2 separate regions of the Homo sapiens genome follow, and region 2 is linked to region 1. A link is a contact called in ENCODE Hi-C or POLR2A ChIA-PET data. All regions are on one chromosome and are shown on one strand. Each heading gives the region's core, a stretch centred on a gene start or an enhancer-like site at or near the end of the contact. The rest is flanking DNA. Distances are from core to core; before and after follow the strand shown. Region 1 overlaps NOVA1-DT (NOVA1 divergent transcript). Region 2 holds the start of LINC02294 (long intergenic non-protein coding RNA 2294).

Region 1 (4,542 bases), core at 1,134-3,633:
TATAAAGATACATCCACACGTATGTTTATTGCAGCACTGTTCACAATAGCAAAGACTTCGAACCAACCCAAATGCCCATCAATGATAGACTGGATAAAGAAAATGTGGCATATATACACCATGGAATACTGTGTAGCCACAAAAAAGGATGAGTTCATGTCCTTTGAAGGGATATGGATGAAGCTGGAAACCATCGTTCTCAGCAAACTAACACAGGAACAGAAAACTAAACACTGCATGTTCTCACTCATAAGTGGGAGTTGAACAATGAGAACACATGCACACAGTGAGGGGAACATCACACACTGGGGCCTGTTGAGGGGTGGGGGGTTATTGGAGGAATAGCATTAGGATAAATACCTAATGTAGATGATGGGTTGATGGGTGCAGCAAACCACCATGGCACATGTATATCTATGTAACAAACCTGCACATTCTGCATATGTATCTCAGAACTTAAAGTATAATTAAAAATAATAGAATAAAATAAGATAAATAAAGATTGTTAGCCATTAACAAATGACTCTTTAAGAAACAACACACATTTTGATTAGGAGCAAGGAAATGTGGCGAAGATTGTAAAAATTCCCATCAGATTTTAACATTAATACATTGGTCAGGCTAAGAGTTAAATCAATGAAGGATGAGTGATGAGAAAACTTCAAGTATACCAAGAGAATCTGGGCTAAAGTACAGAACCATAACAAAGAAGATCTGCCAAAGAAAAGGAAAGAAAAAAAATCACAGAATGGTACCCTCAATTTCACTGGTCATCTGCTAGAATATTTGTTTTAAGATCTTGATTTCTGGGTTTAAAAGATCACCAAGGCTGGGCATGGTGGCTCACACCTGTAATCCCAGAACACTGAGAGTCCAAGGTGAGCAGGTCACTTGAGCTCAGGAGTTCAAGACCAGCTTGGGAAATAGGGCAAAACCCCATCTCTACAACAAATACAAAAATTAGCGAGGTGTGGTGGTGCGTGCCTGCAGTCCCAGCTACTTGAGAGGCTGAGGCAGGAGAATTGCTGGAGCCCAGGAGGTCGAGGTTACAGTGAGCCATGTTCGTGCCACTGCACTCCAGCCTGGGCAACAGAGTGAGACCTCCATGTCTAAGGAAAAAAAAATCATCAATTTTCTTCTCACTCTAATACATCATGGTAATAATGACCTGAATTATGTTTCTGTTAAGGCCATCTTTTAACAGGAAGATAAACGAGAAAAGAATAACTTCACATTAACACAACGGTACTTATAAAATTTAAAAAGTGATTATTATCAAGCTTCCTATTTCCTTTATAGATACAAGAAGAAATACAATTCAATTTGGAGTTGACAAGAAATTGTAAAAAAGCAATCGCTTATTTTGAACATGGACTCTGTAAACATATTTGAGCTGCTGAATACTTCACATGTATAGCTCTGCCAGATTTTAGTGGTCTTTAGTCTCAGTTTGGCACCTCTAAAGTTCACACAAACTGTTTCAAAAGGGAATTTGCAAAACAAAGAAAGATCAAAGTACATTTAAATATGTGGATGAGGCTGAAGTATCTGTCAGTGGAAAAGATCTCCAAGATAGAAACTGTGATCTTTAAAAGACAGTTTCTGTTCATCAGCAGAACCCCAAAAAAAATCGTTTTGTTCCAGAAGATGAAACCAAGGCATTTTACAGTTAGATTTGGACGATGGGCTTCCTAATTAATTCATGACTTCTAGCTCTGTATGGTAACATTTCTAATCCATTTCTTGAAGAAGAATAACACCACACAATGAAAAGTTGAATTTATTAAGAGGCCAACATTAGGAATGGGCAGAGACTTAGAATTCATGTAATAAAACTATCTCATGTTACAGGCATGGAAAGGAAGGCGTAGGGAGGGAAAGTGACTTGCCAAAAAGATGACACAACCTTTCCTCTAAAAGGAGGAAAGAGACTCCTCATCTCCATACCCCCTGCCAAGTCCCCCTTCCCCTAATATTAAAGCACAACAAAGAGCAATTGAATGTGAGTGAATGATCTACCATACGTCATACTTGAGTTTTGGCAGCATTTCACTACTTTTTGAAACCATAGTGATCTGAGTTACTAAAGATTGACACTACTATTTCGGTGAAGTTTATTGTTCACATGAAACCATTACAAAGTATAGTAAGAGACAGAACAAATTTGATTTTGAAGTTGACTTTTTGTGCTTAGAGCATGTGATGAGGGAAAATGTTCTGACAGTTCAAGCTTACTCAAGCTTAATGACAGATCTAAATTGGAGCTTGGAGATAAAAGAAATTCTTTAGTGATGCCTCAGTTGTCATTGATTGCTATGAGCAATTTTAAAGCTATTCAAGATGAGAATTGCCAGCTTGGTTCTGAAAGGGGAGAAAGTGGTACATAAGATTAGAGGCTGGTACAAATGCTATCTTGGTTTAAAAAGAGAGAGGACAGTTTAGTATCACACGCATAGGTGATAATCGTGACTACATATAGACATTTATCAGCAGGAAATGACTCAATGAATGTTTAGGGTAGTGTAAGCACCAGCTGTTCTGAGGAAGATGAAAATGAAAAGCAGCTTCACTTATAAGGATCACCAGCAGCAACATGGCTGGGGAGGGAGGGGGAAGAAAGTGGTTGCTAAAGCTGAGAGCTAATAAAAAATAATAATAAACTATCTTCATAAATTACAGGATATCGTCCTTCTGCCTGCTGAAAATCATGGAATTAAAAAGATATAGAGTCCATTCTGAGAAATTCAATTTCATCAAATGGAAAGTGAAAGCATCTCCAATTCTATATATACACTGAAGCCTTCATGCCCCATTTACACTACTTGTATCGAATCCCGTAATAGGTTTCTGCCTATTGAGTCCAAATAAATGGTGGTTATCAAAATGTTCTATTTTTAACTGATCTTTTAAGTTGCTTTCTCTTTAGTATTTTTCCTGATAAAATATCCTAATTCCTTAAGGCTGTTAATTAATTGATGTGCTTTCCCCTAAATAATAGTATAGTTCATTTAAAGGTAGGAGCCAGAAACAGAAACATTCAGCAATCTTTAAGATGTTTTTTTTTTTTTTTTTTTTTTTTTGACAAAAAGAGTTCTATCTACAGGTAAGATAGAGGGCCCCGGAAAATAATATAGCCCCAGCGGAGATTTTTCCACTGGAGCACACATCTCTTACCTGTTTGTTATCCTCTAAATATACTGTGCATATTCACACTCAGTGCCTTTTTAAAAAATGAAGCTGTTCGTCTACATAAAAATGGCTTTTCCAAGACTATTCACCTAGTGTATATAACTCATTCTCTAATTCTTAACTCCAACGTCACTTTAGTGACCGGAAATCACATGTCAGAGAGAAATAAATATTCTGCCTTTGTATTTCCATAGCACACACCTCCAACATAGCAGTATCACATACAATTAATTTGTATGTCCATTTCCTTCACTACAAGAAGTGCCCTATAGAATATTATTTGTCCTGTATCTGTCACAGGAGTTAATGTATTTTCTAGGACATAGCAAGTACTACAGAATGTTTGTTGAATAAATGAATAAAAGTGGACTTTATCAATAGGATTGTATATTTCTTTGCTTTCAATGGGAATTACAATAAAAAGTAAAATCCATCTACAGACAACCTTGCTGGTGAATTTTTATTTCACATATATCACAGGAATGTATATTTTACCTTAATATGTCCTATGCAAATATTTCATTATGTCTATTTTCCGCCTATTTATTGTTAACAAAGAAATTGCACAGGAATTTATGAGTGTGTTTGTATTATGAGATAAATAACATTTCTTCCTTTGTTTTGCAGCAAAATAGAAGAACTCACCAAAAATGGTATTTTCTGTTGACCTAGACTAGGACTGATAAACATAGAAATGGAAAAATGATTTTATGGAAATGACAGAATCCACCTCCTTTCAGAATCATACGTGGGTTAGGGAGGAGAGGAAGTGAATCACAGGAATTCCTGTGTTGTCTCTCGCTGACGTTTCACCTGCAATATCATAGCTTTCAGTTACTGTGGTGAGATTCAGCCATGTTACCTGTACTACACCATACTGTCTGCCAAAGTATTTCCTTACACAATTTTTTTTATAGGAAACAAAAACTACTCTTATCTATTTATTTTTATCATATGGGTGGACCTGGGCAGAAAAATGCAGATGGTTTTGGTAAAGTGAGCTGGCAAAACCCAGTGTAAATTTCCTAATAAACAAAAGCAAGTATTTTACAGTGTAAATTGTGCCACATCAGGGAAATCTCAGAGTCCACAGATGTTGCAAATTACTAATAAGATATCCAATCCCAGCAGTCTGGGTATATCCAGTTGTTACTTGTTTGTTTGTTTTTCACTAGAAATGATCCTACCAGCAAAATGCTGCTGTTTTCTAAATTCTTGTTCATTTTGGCAACGTGCTCTAATAAGAGAGGAAAAAAACATTCATTGAAATAAGTTGCCACGAGGGTGTTTGTTATCTGTGAAGGTATATATAATGTCATTGTCTTTATCAGAGCAGAAATAGTTCTGACCTTC
Region 2 (4,417 bases), core at 860-3,359, 46 kb before region 1:
CTGAAACACTGAAATTTCTGGTCATCTAGTGTTCCCTTTGCCACCAAAGCTCTCCCACGCAATCTTCACATGGCTATATTCACCTTATTATTTAGGAATAAGCTTAAATGCTGACCTCTCAGAAGGACATTCATTGACCATCAGTCTTAATGATCAATATGATTTGTGGCTATTTTTTAGCTTATTATCTGCGGTCTGTTCATCTACTAGAATCTGAACATCTTGAGAGAGAGTTGGTGTTTTTTACTATCCCATCTTTACGTCTAGAACAGTGTTCTTTTGATAGCATGTGTTTAATAGATATTTATTATATGAATATTTGTGGTTGTATAGGTTGGTGAACTTTCTACTACTTGGACCATAATCCTCAGTATTTTCATTTAAAGAGTTAAATCCATTTCACTAAGTTACGTGGTTTCCAAACCTTACTATATATCCTTGCCTAAGATTTGGAATTACAGAAGACAAGCACAGAAATAGGGGAATGCTGTCTTGCCATGTTAAGATTAAATGCATTGATATGCTTGCGTTTCATTCAAGTGAAGAATGAGGGATGTGAACTGGATTCAGGAATGCACAAGGCACTGAAGAGCAGCGAAAGGTAGATCCAAAATTCCTCTTGGGACATAATTTAAGACAGCTTGACAGTAAAAATGAAAGATCAAAAAGGTTTAAATTCTTATTTCTGCTATTGTGGCTTCTAGATATAAACTCAGTTCTAACACATCCAATAATTTTGTATGAATTTTTTTTTGTTAGCCTATTACTCAACATAAAACCACTGAGAATCATCATCTCTGTCTAATTTTTGACCACATTTAAAGCAAATGGACAAGCAATAAAATAAAATATGCAAGCAATAAGCAGAAGGCAGCATACAAGGAGGGCTCGTCAGTAAAGATTGTATCACCGAGATCAGATCTGTGGGTGCTGTTGCGGGGATGATTAGTAAACCTTGTTAACTTTCCCATTATCTATCTCCAAATAATGCATAATGTGCCAGTGTGCCGCCTACAAATGCAGCCACCATCACCACTTCCAGCCGGATTACTGCCCCTAAGCTCCTTGTTGAGAGAAATTTAGGAGTTGCCAATAGTTAAAGGTATTTTAAACCAAAAATTTATTACCTAGGGAGATTTTATTTATGAATAAAGTTTCTTTCTACCACTTCAAGTGGATAAGAAGACAGAAAGAAAATAAATTGCTCTTGACATTAAAACTAGAGAAGCTAGAAAGAACCAGGACATCCCCTGCAGTTAACTTCAGCATAAGTCAAAGGAAAACATGGAGGAAACTTGTTAGGCTGATGGAATTTACCAGTTTCCTTATCTTTCTGTTTTGTGTTTTACATATTAACAGTGAGTTACTAAGGTGAATGCCATGTTAGGAAGAGAACACAATCATCATGATAGGAAGACCAGTGTATCTGCTACAATAATTTCAAACTTAATTATGAAAAATTGTAGTTTTTATTTTCTATAACTCAGTCTAATTTAACCCTAACTCCATTCTGCTCAGGAGAACAGAAACATAATTTGCCACTTCAAAGCAGTCTAGAGGATTCCTCTTCCTGTTCCCTTTCTTCTTGGTATTGTGTATAAACGCCAAGGTCACTGAGGTGAAATGTGACATGAGGTGAAAGGTGGCATCTCATCCTTCATCACTACCTGCCTATCGTGACATCCACTAAAATATATCCTCCATCTGCTTTCTGGAATTAATACCTTCATGATGATATCAATTGAGGTATACAGTTCTCATGTGGTCTCTTATCATATGATTCATGCCATGTATGCTACTGCAACTCTCCTCCAATTTGACTGGCAAAGCTATGCCAACCTTATCCAGAAAAACTATCTGTCTGTACTGTAAGTCTTGTTGGTGCATGGAGAACTGATTTAGCCGTTTCATTGTATCCTCTACTGCCAAGAAGGAACATAGAATGTTGGCAGCACAGATTTTATCTAATTGCAGATCCCTCAAATTATTAAGGGATTCCACTTTGTCCCCATCAGTTTAGAATTAACTCAAGTAAGAGAGGAGAGGGCAAGAAACACATACCAGCCTCTGGATTGCTAAACTCCTTCCTTCAGATTTAATGATCTTTCTCTAGTCTCTGGTCTAGTATAGTTTGGGAAAGAACTCCTTGTGTGTGATCATGTTTGTTTGCTTGTTTTTCTCAAATCTTGTTGTCTTATACCTGAGAACCACTTCGAATCTAAAAGGTAAGAATTTTAGGTCTATGCCTTTGTTCTGCTGTTTTCCTGAGACTGTCCTCCCTTAAAATAATGAATGCTTTCTTGTGTTGCTGCCTGGAATGAGGAAGGAAAGTACCTAGTGACACAAGGAGATGTAATGTTTAATACTTTAACACTTTGCAATACTAGTCATCAATAATAATTTTTCCAAACTTAATCATTTAACTAATGACAGCTTAGTATTAGCCTTTATGTTACATGGCTATAAAACGTCTTATAAAGATGTAGTTTGAATTTGCTTCATGTTAGATTCTCCTTTTGTTTATTTGGGAAAATAACATCTACTAATTTAAAATTTGTCACATCCAAAATTTGTGCTATAATAGTGGTAAACGATGGTGTATCAGAATTCTCTCTTAGCTATTACTGATGTGTTTAATTTACAGCATGGAAAGAGTTTAAGAGCTTAAAGAAGGAATCTTGTTATTTCTTTCAAGATATCAGTAATATTTATTCATGAATAGCCACTTGTTCTAATATTTTAAGCTAAACTGAAAATTATTCAGAATATTGTAGCTGAGGTAATTATCAAAGCTGTTTCATACCAATTACAATTTTATAGACAAGCTAACACAAGCCATTGTGCTCCTTGCCATACAGAATTCAAAAACTGAAGACAAAATTATTTTGCAAATTTATAATAAGAGTAATCCAGAACATAGTAATGAGTATTCAGAATTTTGTTGATTTATAATTTTTAAGGTAGCTTTCAGTCTCAAGCTCCTTATGTTCACTAGCAACTCCATGAAATGTGCACAATGACGTATTTTTATTTAAATGATAAGCAATTAGATTCAGAAGAGGTAAAATATTTACTTGAAGTCATGAGTCACAGATATTCAAAAGTAGAGCTAGAAATATATGATCTGAAAAATAACCCCGTAGTTTTTCTACTTATTATCCCCCTTGAAATTATGTTTGAAAATCTGGATAATGTTTTAACTGTATTTAGAGATGGGTTCTTTATATCAGCAGCACAATGTAATTAAGCATTCTTATGAAAGTTATGACAGGCCTCACAGATTGTAATTTGTAAGGCTTCGATAGATTGTCTTATTTTCTGAGTTATGTGTTATGCCGGAATAGTTTAAACAAAATATAGTTTGCTCTAATAATTCTTCCGCAGTCTTATTTACATTACTAAAAGGCTTACTAATGCATTTTTTGATATTTTGCACAGATAAACATATACCTAGTTCCTTCCTGAAATACCAGAAATTGCAAGCTTGTCAAATTGTGATTAATGAGGATTTACTGGATATCAACATATGAGTCTTCGGTAAATAATGTTTATTCTTTTTAACTCAATTGCATTATTCAACAATGAAGAACAGAGCAATGATAAATAACATGCTAACATGATAGAGATTTGAGTGAATGTTTTGTCTTCACACATCTTCAATGATTTGAACAAATTCAGAATTCATTACTGCAGTTCTTCACATAAAACTAAAGAAAAAAAAGATCAGTTCAATTTCTAAGAGCCAGATATTGGAATTACTTGAAACAGGCTTGCGGTAGCTGTTCTCTGGGGAGAATAGTTGTTAACTCAATAGAATCAAGTCCTGAGATGGAGGGGGAGAAAAACAAACCAATCAAGGCTAATGGTTCCTGATGAACCCAGATTAAACACAGAGATTGGTCTGGTTTAAATATACTCAAGGGAACAGTCCTTCAGCTAAGAGTATCAATTTTCACTCTGGGTCAATAGGATGAAGAGTGTGTGGTTAAAAATCAGATATTGCAAATGTATACAGCTTGAGTCAGGATGCCTGTTGGGGGTAAAAAGAACACTTGGCAATCAGAAGAAAACCTGAAAGTACATGAAGAATTATAATGAATATAGTCAAATAAAAAAATATTAAATTTAACAAGATAATTTCTAAAATACTTAAAAATAAATATGCAGAAGCCAGTAACTTGCATATATATATATATCAATATCTTCAAAGATTAAAAAGAACTATATGAACAACATAAAAATACTTATGCATAATATTTAGGATTAAAGTGAAGAAAACCTCAGAAGTATTGAATAATATAAGCACTTGAATAGAGACATTACCATACATAAGTTTAAATGTTGTAAAGATTTAAGACATTTCTACAAATTAATGTTTAGATTTAAAGCAAATCTAATCAAAATCCCAATTTTTTAC

What was found. A loop is a pair of places that touch in the nucleus more often than their neighbours do. ChIA-PET counts read pairs that join two places held with the same protein, here RNA polymerase II (POLR2A). Pooled maps may share reads with other maps.
Region 2: a loop to region 1 is called in a map of PC-3, with 2.8 times the contacts of the local background. The contact joins the promoter of LINC02294 here to the enhancer-like site in region 1. A Hi-C loop is called at or near these places in 3 of 168 maps with a recorded cell type or tissue (CD8-positive, alpha-beta T cell, PC-3 and sciatic nerve) and 1 of 50 pooled maps. POLR2A ChIA-PET finds 5 or more read pairs at or near these places in 1 of 52 experiments (activated CD8-positive, alpha-beta T cell).

The regions. Positions count from the first base shown.
Region 1 is chr14:26,773,837-26,778,378 of GRCh38, reverse strand. All of the region lies in intron 3 of NOVA1-DT (NOVA1 divergent transcript), which reads right to left. It overlaps LINC02294 (long intergenic non-protein coding RNA 2294), which reads left to right. Exons shown (of 4, transcript NR_110033.1): 4 at 2,680-2,884. Among named protein-coding and RNA genes, the nearest start is that of LINC02293, 33 kb to the left of the region's middle. Within about 2 kb of position 2,383, at least 3 of the 41 ENCODE cell types and tissues checked have a DNase peak (open chromatin) inside an H3K27ac peak, as active enhancers do; they include PC-3, where a contact is called at or near this core.
Region 2 is chr14:26,819,812-26,824,228 of GRCh38, reverse strand. It overlaps LINC02294 (long intergenic non-protein coding RNA 2294), which reads left to right and starts at 2,109. Exons shown (of 4, transcript NR_110033.1): 1 at 2,109-2,225; 2 at 3,439-3,537. LINC02293 (long intergenic non-protein coding RNA 2293) reads right to left here. Exons shown (of 5, transcript NR_110557.1): 5 at 3,526-3,707.